3 separate regions of the Homo sapiens genome follow, and all the other regions are linked to region 1. A link is a contact called in ENCODE Hi-C data. All regions are on one chromosome and are shown on one strand. Each heading gives the region's core, a stretch centred on a gene start or an enhancer-like site at or near the end of the contact. The rest is flanking DNA. Distances are from core to core; before and after follow the strand shown.

Region 1 (4,589 bases), core at 1,188-3,687:
GAAAGGGCCAATGACTTGTCCTAAGACATCAAAACAGACTTCAAAAACAAGCTCGCTCTAAAAATCTTAAAGAGTATGAACAAAATTCACATTTTAACTAAATCCTTATGTGATATTAATTTTGTGAGTTATCTCTTAATAAGGGAATGTTCTCTAGACCCTTTCTTCCTTTTTTGGAAGTATTTTATTGTAAAATTCAATTCACAAAGCAAATGATTTATTAGTAGAATGGTGCAAACCTCTGAAGGTACTTTCTGAGGGCTCACACAGTGGTAATTTGGTTGCGTCTGGTCATTATTTCAAGACGTTTTTCTTGGGGGTTTAGATAATGTGTGTTTGCTCCCAAGCAATCTGGAAGGAGAACACCATGCAGGATGGAGCTCATGTTAAAGCCTTGTTCTCACTCACTAACCTTTGTTCTCCCCAGTTTCTTTCTTTTTAAAAAATGCATCCTGGACCTCTCAGTGCTCTCCCTGATTTCTTTAAAGGAGCTGCTCAGATGTGCTAGTTGTCTTCTTTAACCACCCAGGGATTCCTCCCCTCTCTGCTCTATGATTCTCACCTTCCTCTTCTAGAATCTGAGTCAAATCCTCCACCAGAGTCACTGCTTCCTCGCTGCTCTCTGGATACTGGGACTTTACCCAAGTCCTAACCTCACCAGGCAGGATGGTCAGGAATTGCTCCAGCACCAGCAGCTCCAAAATTTGTTCCTTTGAGTGAATCTCAGGTCTCAGCCACTTAAGGCAGAGCTCTCGGAGTTGACTCAATGCCTTTCGAGGACCAGCCAGGTCTGGGTATGGAAAATTCCTAAAATTCTGTCGACAGGTCTCAGTGTCACGCAAGAATCTTGAAGTAAGGATTTCCTTCTCAACATTGTAGGGTCCACTCTGAGCCTTGTCTGACTTCCACCTTAGAAGGATTTGAGAACGTGAAGAACTGTTCATCCTCTTGCTTGAGGCTAACATTGCTACAGACAGGAGAGTCAATCTGGCAATATCCTTTATTTCTCCAGTAGTGAGCCAACTGCTTGAAGTCTCATGCTAGAGTCACAAGGACACTATATCAAAGGCTGCTGCAGCCGAGGGCAGAACAGAATCAAGGTAGAGTTAGCAGCCTTAGTGACAAATTCTGAGCCCAGAACTTGCAGGGATGGATAAGAGACCCTGAAACACAAGCATGGACCACAAGGTCAAGAATCCCTGGTGTACTCTACTATACATATACACACACAGAAACAGACTCGCAGTGTGCATAGATGAACACACATAAGCTTTACCTTGTCTTCCTCCCCTATATCCTTAGACTTGTAAGGGAACTGCCATCTGCTTGGGGTTGGTGGGGGATGGAGCTGCTATTAAAAAGGTAGTGTCAGAGGCAATGACTCGAATCTAAGCCAAACAACAGATTAAACCTCTAACCTGTTGTAACAAAAATTAAACATTTTTATAGAGAAAATAGTTTCATTATTTTAGTCACTGATGTTACAGAAGCTGTAATGACTGAACGGACTCTCAACAATAACAAAGTGAATCTGTTACTTGGAAGAAACTAGGAGAATTTCTTCTTAATACAGTGCTCAAGGTTCCCAAGGGAACTGTCAGGGGAAAGGGCGAGCCATTTATCTGCGTTGCATGTTAATGCCAGCCGATTCTAGCCTTTCACTATCAGAGGGTTGGGAAGACCAGCGGGTTGGACTGGAAAAGAGTGAAGAGGTTGGTGTGACTTCAAGTCCTTTAAGTGCTTCTATAGGAGACAGTTCTTTAGGGATATATTCGAAACCAGGATTCTCGAAGGAAACCTTAGAACCGGCCTGATCTGGAGGAGAACCGACACCACCTCTCCCCAGGCTCCAGCTCCGAGCCCTGCTGAGGCACAGTCGTGCCACCAAAGACAACTGTTTACAAGGCCCTGCGGAGGTGATGCGACAGCCTTGCCTTGCCTCCTGTCGCCTCCCCTTCCCGGCCAAGTCCCTCTGCCTCTTACTCCTCTTCAGCCGCAGGGTCGAGGTCGAGGGCAGCGGGGGAGTCGGGGACCGTGCGACGCGCAACGCTGGGACTGGGCCCACAGCAGCCTCCACCCCGTCTTTGCCCTCCCGCAAGCCACGAGCACGGGAGCCCGCGCGTGGACGGGCTCGGGCTGTCACTGATCGCGCGGACACTCGCGCGCTGCGCCCGGACATCAATACCTGTCGCTGGGACCCGGCCGACGGGCAGCCGGAGCGGCCCTAAGGCCACAGGCAACAATGGCGACGCTGGCACAGGCGCCTGCGTGGCGGGCTCAGTCCCGAGCGGCAGCGGATCCTCGGGCTCCGCCACTTCCCTTCCCCGCAAAGCACAGAGTGTCCCGGCCAGGAGCTGCACGTTCCAGCCCGGTCCTGAGAAGCCCGGCCCAGAAACCCCGGCGCCTCTGCTTAGCCGCGACCTCGCCTCGGCGTCACTGCGCATGTGCGCCAGAGGAACGCTGCGCGCCCGCAGAGCCAATCGGAGCCCAAGCTGCCGCCTCCCCCTCCCGCGCCTCTGGCCCTGGACCTGTCTCCATGGCAACCTCCTCCACCCATCGCTCTGACTTGCTTGTCAGCCTGCGAGGTTCCGAAGGGAACTTCAAAGTTTCCCCGGGCAGACGCAGGTCTGGTAGACGTCTTGGAGGCCAGGGAGGTGCCAGTAGCTGGAGGAGCGCCGGGAGTTGAAGCCCCGCGCCAACTACGCAGAGAAAACTGGGCGCCAGATTTCCTAGAGGAAGAATGGGCAGGGAAGATGTGGGTCTAAAGGCAGAAAGACTTAATGTGCGGTTTCGGGCTTTACTGTGCATACATACTAACTGTGAAAGGTTTTCACTTCCTCCTCAGGAATTTGATTCTGAGACTCTCAGATTGGGGGAAAAAAACCCATGTTCTTTCTTTCTTTCTTTTTTTTCTTTTGAGACGGAGTCTCGCTCTGTCGCCCAGGCTGGAGTGCAATGGTGCGAGCTCGGCTCACTGCAACCTCCGCCTCCTGGGTTCAAGTGATTCTCCTGTGTTCAAGTGATTCTCACTTGAACTTCCTGGGTTCAGCCTCCCGAGTAGCTGTTATTTCTAAGAGACACAAAACAAAAATACATAAAACACTGGAAAAATAAAAGCATAGAAAAACATATTCAAGGTGTTCCCGTTATCTACTGTTCTATTAACAAACCACCCCAAAACTTAGTGGTTTTGAAGGACAATCACCGTATTATGCTCATAAATTTCATGGTGAGGAATTTGAAAGGGGAACTGAGTGGGTGGGCCTTTGCCTCATTATGTCTGTAGCCTCTGTTGGGATGATTTGATGGCTGGGAGGGCCCGCTTCCAAGATGGCTTTTCCACTCACATGTCTACTGCTTGGGAGGAGATGGGCTAAAAGATGAACTCGGCTTGTGTTTGACCAGAGTGCCTCAATGTGGTCTCTCCAGCATAAAGGACTGAGGGCAGCTGGACTTGTTACATGGTGGCTCTGGGCTCCAAGAGTGAGCATTCCAGTGAACAAGAGAGAAGCGCCATGGCCAATTATAACATGGCCTTGGAAGTCACCTAACACCAATTCTGTCAGACTCTTGGTCAAAGCAATCACAAGCCTACAGAGAATCAAATGGAGGCAGAATCCTGTGAGGGTGGAGGAGGACTGTCAAAGACTCTTAATATCACCACACCAGGAAAATTTTAACAAAAAGAAAGTTGGACCGGGCGCGGTGGCTCACGCCTGTAATTCCAGCACTTTGGGAGGCCCAGGCAGGTAGATCACCTGAGGTCAGGAGTTTGAGACCAGCCTGGCCAACATGGTGAAACTCCGTCTCTACTAAAAGAACAAAAATTAGCCTGGTGTGGTGGCGCACGCCTGTAATCCCAGCTACTCAAGAGGCTGAGGCAGGAGAATCACTTGAACCTGGGAAGCGGAGGTTGCAATGAGCTGAGATTTTGCCACTGCACTCCATGTACTCCAGCCTGGGCGACACGAGCAAGACTCCATCTCAAAAAAAAAAAAAAACAAACTTGGGGAGTGTGATGGTCTTTTGATGTGTCAACTTGGCTAGGCTACAGTCTCTTGCTATTTAAGTAAACACGAATCTAGGTGTTGCTGTAAAGGCATTTTGTAGATGAGATTGAAGCCCATAAACCCAGTTGGACTAAGTAGCATGGGAGATTATCCTAGATAATTTGGGTGGGCCTGATTCAATCAGTTAAAAGCTTTCAAAAAAGAACCGAAGTTTCCCTGATGGAGAAGAAACTCCATCAGCGTACCACAGCTTCCAGCCTGCCCTTCCTGATGGGGTGCTCTTATGGACTTTGGACTCACCTGGTCACCCCCTCAATCGAGTAAGCCAACTCTTTGCCACAAGTATCTTAAATATCTACTGGTTCCGCTTTTTTGATTGAACCCTGACTGATACAAGTAATAATTCTAATATCTGATAAGCTAGAATTTGAGAAGATTAAAAGGGAATAAATAAGAGTGCTTGATGGAAAAGATATATTTATCATAAATATACAGCATGTCCCTAACACTAAGGCCTCAAAACATACAAAGCAATAGCTGACATACCTGTAGGGAGGAAAACATAAACCAACAACCAAA
Region 2 (4,589 bases), core at 1,186-3,685, 120 kb before region 1:
AGGAGGGGGGTGACCTGCTCATGTGGGGCCATGGTAAGTTTGAGGAGCTCACAATACCTCCAGCTGTGGATGCCACTGGACTTATGGGGTTGGGGCTCAAGACAGGTCCAGGCTGGACACATTCATCAGTAAGATTAAACCCCTGGCCAGAGAATGAGCTAAGCAGGAGGGAGAGAGAACAGTGGACACACAGCAGTCAGAGAAGACTCCATCAGAGCAGCAGGAGTAGTGGAGTCTGGACACCAAGAAGAGTGACTAATGGGGTTAGACCCCCACCCAGAGGCCACTGGGTCTCCAACAAGGAGGCCATGGCCAGCACAAGTTCAGGGAGTGGGGCCATGGTGGGAGCCGACCTTAGAGCTCAAAGGGAGAATAGGGGCCAGGCACGGTGGCTCACGCCTGTTAATCCCAGCACGTTGGGAGGCCAAGGTGGATGGATCACCTGAGGTCAGGAGTTCGAGATCAGCCTGGCCAACATGGCAAAACCCTGTCTCTACTAAGAATACAAAAATTAGCTGGGCGTGACGGCGGGCGCCTGTGATCCCAGCTGCTCCGGAGTGCTGAGGCAGGAGAATTGTTTGAACCCAGGAGGCGGAGGTTACAGTGAGCCGAGATCGCACCACTGCACTCCAGCCTGGGTGACAGAGTGAGACTCCATCTCAAAAAAAAAAATAATAATAATAATAAATAAATAAAACAGAGAATAGGAGGTGACACTGGAGATGGCCCATCTAGAGCTGTGCTTCTTTACCTTGGAATCTTTCATACCGGAATCTCAGGGGAGCTTTTTTTTCTTTTTTTTGAGACGGAGTATCGCTCTGTCGCCCAGGATGGAGTGTAGTGGCGCGATCTTGGCTCACTGCAAGCTCCGCCTCCCGGGTTCACGCCATTCTCCTGCCTCAGCCTCTCCAGTAGCTGGGACTACAGGCGCCCGCCAACATGCCCGGCTAATTTTTTTGCATTTTTAGTAGAGACGGGGGGTCTCACTGTGTTAGCGAGGATGGTCTCGATCTCCTGACCTTGTGATCCGCCCGCCTCGGCCTCCCATTACAGGCGTTAGCCACCGCGCCCGGCCTGGAATCTCAGGGGAGCTTTAAAGTCCACTGATGGGCCAGGTGCTGTGGCTCACTCTTGTAATCCCAGCACTTTGGGAGGCTGAGGCAGGAGGATCACTTGACCCCAGGAGTTCAAGACTACCCTGGGCAATATAGTGAGACTTGCTCTCAAAAAAAAAAAAAAAAAAAAAAAAAGCCCATCATGGTGGCATGTGCCTGCAGTCCCAGCTACCCGGGAGGCTGAGGTAGGAGGCTCTTGAGCCCCGAAAGTGAAGGCTGCAGTGAGCCGTGATCACACCTCTGCACTCCAGACAGGGTGAGACCTAGTCTCAAAAAACCAAACCAAACCAAACAACAACAAAATAACACTGATGCCTGGGCCACCCCAATGATGGGTGGGTGGCTCAGGCACAGGGATTTTTTTTTTTTTCTTTTTGTTTGAGATGGAGTCTCACTCTGTTGCCCAGGCTGGAGTGCAGTGGCGCGGTCTTGGCTCACTGCAACCTCCATCTCCCAGGTTCAAACGATTCTCCTGCTTCAGCCTCCCAAGTAGCTGATTACAGACGCCTGCCACCACACCCCGCTAATTTTTTGTATCTTAATAGAGATGGGGTTTCACCATGTTGGCCAGCCTGGTCTCGAACTCCTGACCTCGTGATCTGCCCGCCTCAGCCTCCTAAAGTGCTGGGATTACAGGTGTGAGCCACCCTGCCTGGCCACACGGGGATTTTTAAAAGGTCCCCAGGTGATTCCCTAGTGCAGCTGAGGTGGAGAAGCACTGGTTCAAAGACCATGGGTGGGATCAGGTGGTCTGCCCAGCATCACTCCTGGAACCACCCCAGGACAGAATGTAGCCAGTCTCCAAAGCTTAGAACTGAGCCCCTCAGCTGCAGCTCCTCCTTCAATCACTTCCCAGGGTTTCCAAAATCTGGGGCCAAAATCCCTGTCCACCCTCTCAGCCTGGGCAGCTGAGCCTTAAAAGAAGAGAATAGAGGCCGGGCGCGGTAGTTCACGCCTGTAATCCCAGCACTTTGGGAGGCCGAGGCAGGCGGATCACAAGGTCAGGAGTTCGACACCAGCCTGTCCAATATGGTGAAACCCCATCTCTACTAAAAATACAAAAATTAGCCAGGCGTAGTCGTGGGTGCCTGTAGTCCCAGCTACTTGGGAGGCTGTGGCAGGAGAATCGCTTGAACCCGGGAGGTGGAGGTTGCAGTGAGCCGAGATCGCGCCACTGAACTCTGGCCTGGGCGCCAGAGTGGGACTGGTGTGGGACTCCTAAACACACACACACACGCACACACGCACACACGCACACGCACACACGCACACGCACACACACACACACGAGAACAGAGGACAAGGGGGCATCACTGCACTGCCATTGCCACAAGGGGGCAGCCACGCACAGGGCCAGGCTCGGGATGGAAGTGTATCTGCCACTACCAGGGAGAACTGAGGAGCCTGCGTCTCCTCACTGGCTAGACAGGAACAATAGATATGGACACCTCATAGAGTTGCCTTGAGAGCACAAGTGAGCTGATGTTCTCTCAGGAGTGAGAGTTCCCTTCTGCTTGTCTGAACTAAACTGACAACAGCTAACATGTATTGAGCAGCTGCGATGCATTGGGCATCTCCTCTGAGCACTGTTTGCATGAACATTTTGGGGCTCAGAACACAATTCCAAAGCATGGCGCCGGGGCCAGCAGAGAGCTTTGAACTAACGGAAATTGGAAGGCCTCAGAAGCAAAGTTTTTCTGCCCTTCTGCTGCCCTCCTGTCTCTGGCCCTTCTTCTCCCCCAGAGTGAGTCAGAGAAACCAGAATTCTTCTTCCCCAAGGCAGGTCACAGAGACCAGAACCCCTCTCCCTCAAAGCAAGCCATAAAACTAGGCAGGTCACTCTCTCCCTTCTGTCTTGAAGACCATTCCAGAGGGGTAGGAAGGAACACTGCAGAGAGAGGCCAAGAAGAATCTGAGCAGATAGCCTTCCTGGGTCCCCTCGGCCTATCACCATTAGATCACACCCTTTGTCCAATCGCATTTCTACAAGCTTGTGCACTCTTTACCAAGCCTGAGTATAAAAACAGATAGCTGGCTGAGTGTGGTGGCTCACGCCTGTAATCCCAGCACTTTGGGAGGCCGAGGTGGGTGGATCACCTGAGGTCAGGAGTTCGAGACTAGCCTGGCCAACACGGCGAAACTCCATCTCTACTAAAAATACAAAAAATTAGCTAGGCATGGTGGCGGGCACCTGTAGTCCCAGCTACTTGGTAGGCTGAGGCAGGAGAGTTGCTTGAACCCAGGAGGTGGAGGGTCCAGTGAGCCGAGATCACGTCATTGCACTCCAGCCTGGGCAACAGAGTGAGACTCTGTCAAAAAACAAACAAACAAACAGGCCAGGCGTGGTGGCTCATGCCTGTAATCCCAGCACTTTGGGAGGCAGAGGGGGGCGGATCACCTGAGGTTGGGAGTTTGAGACCAGCCTGACCAACATGGAGAAACCCCATCTCTACTGAAAATACAAAATTAGCCAGGCATGGTGGTGCATGTCTGTAATCCCAGCTGCTCGGAAGGCTGAGGCAGGAGAATCGCGTGAACCCAGGAGGCAGAGGTTGAGGTGGGCCGAGATCACGCCACTGCACTCCAGCCCGGGCAACAAGAGCAAAATTCCGTTTTAAAATAAATAAATAAATATAATTAAAATAAACAAATTCTAACAAACAAAAAACCAAAAAAACAAAAAAACCTCTTTCCCTGGGGTTTGGGGTCTTCATTTCTTTCTTTTTTTAAAGAGATGGGGGTCTCACTATATTGGCCTTGCTGGTATTGAATTCCTGGACTCATGTAATCCTCCTGTATCAGCCTCCCAGGTAGCTGGGGCTAAGGGTCCTCATTTCTTTTCTTTTCTTTTCTTTTCTTTTTTTTTTTTAGTGACGGAGTCTTGCTCTGTCCCCGCCCTCAGGCTGGAGTACAGTGGCACCATCTCAGCTCATTGCAACCTCCGTCTCCCAGGTTCAAGTGATTCTCCTGGCTTAGCCTCCCGAGTAGCTGGGATTACAGGCGCGTGCCACCACGCCCAGCTAATTTTTGTATTTTTAGTAGAGACAGGGTTTCACTATGTTGGCCAGGTTGGTCTTGAACTCCTGACCTCAGACGATCCGCCTGCCTCGGCCTCCCAAAGTGCTGGTATTACAGGTGTGAGCCACCGTGCCTCACCTGAGCGTCTTCATTTCTGAAAGCTCCCATGTTGCGTAAAATTTTGATTAAACACATTTGTTCTGCTTTTTTGTTACCCTGTGTCTGGTTATAGGAGTGTCAGCCATGACCCTTATAATGAGTGAGGGAAAAGTACCACACAGTTCTGCCCTACAATTTTTTTTTTTAGACGGAGTCTTGCTCTGTCGCCCGGCTGGAGTGCAGTGGCGCAATCTCAGCTCAATGCAACCTCCATCTCCCAGATTCAAGCGGTTCTCTTGCTTCAGCCTCCCGAGTAGCTGGGACTACAGGCACCCGCCATCCATGCCCGGCTAATTT
Region 3 (4,589 bases), core at 1,144-3,643, 77 kb before region 1:
CCAGAAGCCCAGAGCCTGAGGACCTGCTGCTTTCACAGAAAAGGGGGAAGTCTGATAAGCCCCCTCCCACCCCCCCATCAGCCCTCCCAGTCCTGCAGCTGAGGCGGGTACCAGGACACCAATAAGACCCATGTGCAGATGTCTGAGGAAATGCTTCTTGTTTCAAGGATCCCACAGTGGGGCTGCAGGGGCTTATCTACTCTCCCTCAAGGCAGGGAGAAGCTCAGTGTCCCCAGGATGTGGAATCACACTCAGCCCTACAGGGACTGGGGAGCCCAAAGTATCTGCCCACTTTGGGTCCAGTCTCCTCCCGTGGGCCTCCAAGCGGCCCTCCATCATGCAAGCTTCGCTCTGGTCTTGCACCCTCCAAGAAGTGCTTGCCAGCTCCCTCTGTTCTTCTGTATCCCCCAAAGCACCCATTGCAGGGTGGGGGAAACAGCATGTGATCAGGAAAACCTTACTGTATGGTGTGTAAATAGGATACCATGGTCTGGAAAACCCAATATTCTGTTTAAAAGTGAAAGAGTTACTATAAAGGCCATATGTCAGCTTCCAATTTTCAAAAGACAAAGAAATACACACTGCTAAAGTTCAGTGGTGCATAATGTCATCTTTCTTTGATGACTGAACTCAGAGAAGGCACATGGGGATCCAGCAGCGTCTCGGGCATCATTCTGGAAGTTGTTGGGGAAAACAGAGGCAGAAGCAGAAGTCCCACATCTTCCCAAGTCCCCTCGTCTCTGCTTGCCTCTCCCTGTGCAGTGCACAGCTTGGGGACACATACTTTAGGGTAAGAGCGCACCAGATACAAAGGTGGGGAAGAGTGCTGCAGAACCCAAGAGGGATGTGGGTCTGATTAGATTTTGGAAGCTCCTCCCAAGAAGGTGCTCCTACAGCCTCTTTCAGCAGCGACTGGAAAACCCCAGAAAGGTCACCTGAGATTTTCCCTCTGCCATCCACGGTAGACTCCACCTCTAATGGGGTCAGTCTAGCAAGAATATGGGGCCTGGATTGTCTACCCACCAAAGCCAGGCCAAGACAACCTGCTTGGTGATGCAGGAGAGCAGCTTTGCACTCCCCTGCCTGTCTTATACTCAACAAAATCCATGGCATGGGCCATGCTCCTCTCCCCACCAAAGAAACTGACAAAGGAAAACAAGCCACAGAGAGGTGAGTGATAGCATTAGCCTCAGGGCAGCCCCAAAGCAGAGGGAACTGGCCAATTCCGCAACATCTGTCCCTAGCCAGTGGGACAGGCACAGGCTAAGGACAGAGTCCTGGCAGTCTCCTGAAGTTGCTGCTGGCCAGGTGGTCACACAGGGCACCAAATCCAGCTCCCCTGTCTCTACCGCTTTCCGCAGGGGCTCATGGTTGAGGATCTGCTGAAGTTAGTCAGGGGAGAGGAAACAGTCTCCTCCTTGAACTACAATCCAGGATGCCTCCCAGGCGAGTGAAGGACCTAGGGACTGGAATCTCATTGGCCCCAGGGCTGTGCCCCTGGACTCGCTCTCGGGAAGCCAAGCCAGGTCCAACTGATAACCGCATTCCTTGAGGACCCTCGGCCGGGAGTGACTGCCAGTGGGCAGACAGGAAGAAAAGAGCCCTGGCCCAGATCAGGCAGGCATCCCTGCTTCCCCGCCCACCGACTGTCCCCGGAGACCAGCCTCCTTCTCTGCCTGCGGAGGAGAGCAGTGGGGACATTATGCCAACAGGTCCCCTTCGGCGGGCCTCACCCGGCCAGCCTTCCTCCGCCCTGCCCTGAGGCCCCACATTCAGCGGAAGCGCCGAGGCACCTGCTGCCAGACAGGGCTCCATCCCCGCGGAAGGGGCCCCTGGGCGGTGCCCCTCGGTGCCCCCGGCTTCCTCGGTTAGGGATGGGGCGCCCCCCCCGGCCCAGCACGCCCCCTGGCCCGGCGCGCCCCCCGCGCCCCCTCCCCGCGCTCACCTGGCGCAGGTGCTGCAGCAGCGTCCCCGCCTCCTCCCGCCGGCCCTGGCGCACCATCCGCAGCAGCTCCTGGACCATGCCGACTCGCCGGTGGTAGGGGGGCATCCCCGCGCCCGCGCGCCCCGCCTTGTCCCCGGCGCGCAGCAGCAGCGACGCCCAGAAGTCCGGCCGTTCGCGTCGGGGGCCCGGCGCGGCGCCGGGGCTGGCTCTCTCCGCCAGGCTGCCCTTGGTCTGCCGGGTGCCCATGCCGCCGCCGCCCGCCGGGACTCTCCGCTCTGGGCCGCGAGGCCGCGTCCCCGCCAACCGCCCGCCCCTCGGCCGCCCGTGCGCGCTCGCCTCCCGGGCTGCAACTTTGGGGGAACTGTTGCGCGCGGGCGTCGCGGGGGCGGGCGGGCGGGCGGCTGTCGGCGCTCCCCGCGCTCCTCCCTCTTGGCTACCCGGGCGCGCTCCCCGGGCGCTCGCCGCCGGCCCGCCCGCCGGCCCCGCCCCGGCCCGGCTCGGCCCGCCCCGCCCCCCGCCTCCGCGCCGGAGCTCCGCGGCGTCGCGCGCCTCCCTCTTCTCGGGCTCCCGCTCCTTCCCGCCCCGCGGCTCCGGGCTGGGGACCACCACCAGGCGCCCCCTGCCTGCGTCCTCTCGGCAGTCGCGCCTCCTGCGGGCGGCAGTGCTGCGCTTCCCGGGGCCGTGGCGCGGGGGCGAGGGGAACAGGCAGGCCCCATGGGCCGTCGCTCTCGGTCCCCACCGGGCTCCCCGACGCTTCCACCACCGCGCGCCCGGTGCGTCGGGCGAGATGGGGAAAGTTTGGAGCATGGGGGTGTGTGTGTTGGGGGGCTCTCTTAGGCCCAGAGTCGGGTTTCTCAAGGTGGGTTCCGCTGAGCCTCAGCGCCCAAATCGTCGGAGGCGCTGGTTAAAAACGCAGGCTCTAAGGCCTCCACCGAGACCTACTGAATGATAATCTCCTCGGTGGGGCCTGGGATCCGCCTTTTTAGCCAGCATGTTGGGTGATTCCCATGCACGCTCCTTTGAGACCTGGCCTGCTTGCAGGGCGCTGTAGTGGTGTGGTTGGTGCGTAAACCTGGAAACTGTGCGAGCTTATGGGTTGTGTGCGTGCCCTTCTATGGAGAGGGCCTGTTGCTTCCATCATGCTCTCAAAGCATCTGGACCGGAGAGGTGTGAACTCCTGTGTTCTCTTGTTCTCACTCTCACAGCCCTGGAGAAGGGTCCCTGGGGTAGTCCTGGTACAACAAAGCAAACGCACGTCTGCGAGTAGGCCCAGCGGTACACCCTGCTGGCCCACCTTCCTCCCCGTGCCTCTGCCAGGCCCAGTCTGTAAGGGACCAGAGCCCTGGGATCTCATGGTGTTGCCAGGGCTTGCCAGAGTGAAGGCGAAGGCAGGTGGGGGAGCTTCTCTGTTGCAGACCACAGGCCGCCCTGGTCCCAGCGCAGGGCAGAAGCAATTGTGCAAGCTCGCCTCTGACCCCAGCTCTGGGTGTTGCTTGAGGGTGTAAGGGCACGTGGGCTGTAGGGGCAGGAGGCTGGATCCCAAATCACAGGGAGCTGAGCCCCACTACTTAGTGAGCACTGAGTATCAGGCGAGTCTTCAGCTTCTTGAGTCCTGATTCTTCCTGTCAGGCTAGGATAATAACACTGCCAAGAATTGGGAGAGTAAACTCGGTGGACACTGCTAAAGGAAAAAATTATTTAATGACATGAGTTAAAGCATCGTAAGGAAGACTTTATTCAGGACCATTACCATAGGTGTAGGGACCTCTGCTATGAGATTTTGCAGTTGCAGGGAGAGAGAGATTGAGCTCAACTCCAATTACAGCATGGGCAAGTGGGAATTCGTTGCTAAGGAGCAGGGTGGGGGTCAGCGGATAGAAACTTAATAAGGGAAACATCAGGGCTGAGGGGGATTCTGGCTAAACAGGTTGTATGGAGCACCCTTGACATAAGTAACTCCATCTTAGAAAAAGGGTCCATTTTACATTTGAAAAAGCCTCATGCCAACAGGAACCAGATGTTCGCCTAATCAATAAAGACTACACCCCACCAGATAAAGACATAAACAGGCACACTCTTTGCTATCAGTCCTCACCAGAGGATTCTGTAGCCATAAAAAGAGCAGGACTTCAGCAACTGGAGATGACCGTCTGGATAGACCCCATCTTGCCCACACTCTGCCCACATCAAAGACTCTTCCTTGCAAGACACTGAGGACTGTTTGGATCAGGCCAGGAGACTCCCCTTGTCCAAGTCACTCTCCTTGGACTATATTGTTAACCGCTCCTTCCCTATCCCCTTTTCTCTTGATGTTAAATGTACTTTGATGTGGAATGTGTAATCTATAACATTTATATATTGATTAAGTATACTACCATGTATGGTTGGCAGTATTGACTGACTTGTGGAGTGACTTGAGCCTGTATGCCCACAGCTCTTATTACCAAGTGAATGGGGAAAACTAAGGAGAATTTGCCTCCTTGAGAACCCCATGTGGCTTGTGGCTTTTATGACTGAAATAGCATCAATAAAAGCCTGACGTTGTAGAAAGACACACATGTGCATGAACCTGATTATTTCTGACTTTGTGGCACTCACAACACCAACCTAACAGAATTCTTGCTTTAGACAGGCCAGGTGACCA

What was found. Hi-C counts contacts between places; a loop is a spot of excess contacts on that map. Pooled maps may share reads with other maps.
Region 2: a loop to region 1 is called in a pooled map, with 3 times the contacts of the local background. The contact joins the enhancer-like site here to the promoter of ZNF287 in region 1. A Hi-C loop is called at or near these places in 3 of 50 pooled maps.
Region 3: a loop to region 1 is called in a map of CD8-positive, alpha-beta T cell, with 23 times the contacts of the local background. The contact joins the promoter of LRRC75A here to the promoter of ZNF287 in region 1. A Hi-C loop is called at or near these places in 2 of 168 maps with a recorded cell type or tissue (CD8-positive, alpha-beta T cell and DLD1), 1 of 37 single-sample maps with no recorded cell type and 2 of 50 pooled maps.

Annotation. Positions count from the first base shown.
Region 1 is chr17:16,566,767-16,571,355 of GRCh38, forward strand. ZNF287 (zinc finger protein 287) reads right to left here and starts at 2,438. Exons shown (of 6, transcript NM_020653.4): 1 at 2,186-2,438; 2 at 563-1,163. The coding sequence starts at 965. RefSeq lists enhancers at 1,501-2,002, 2,003-2,502.
Region 2 is chr17:16,450,961-16,455,549 of GRCh38, forward strand. The region is part of intron 2 of LRRC75A (leucine rich repeat containing 75A); the gene reads right to left. The region is part of intron 3 of SNHG29 (small nucleolar RNA host gene 29); the gene reads left to right. Among named protein-coding and RNA genes, the nearest start is that of SNORD65, 12 kb to the left of the region's middle. Within about 2 kb of position 2,436, at least 2 of the 41 ENCODE cell types and tissues checked have a DNase peak (open chromatin) inside an H3K27ac peak, as active enhancers do.
Region 3 is chr17:16,489,800-16,494,388 of GRCh38, forward strand. It overlaps LRRC75A (leucine rich repeat containing 75A), which reads right to left and starts at 2,394. Exons shown (of 4, transcript NM_001113567.3): 1 at 1,946-2,394. The coding sequence starts at 2,191. The region is part of intron 2 of LOC124903936 (a long non-coding RNA gene); the gene reads left to right. RefSeq lists silencers at 1,997-2,056, 2,167-2,216, 2,307-2,646.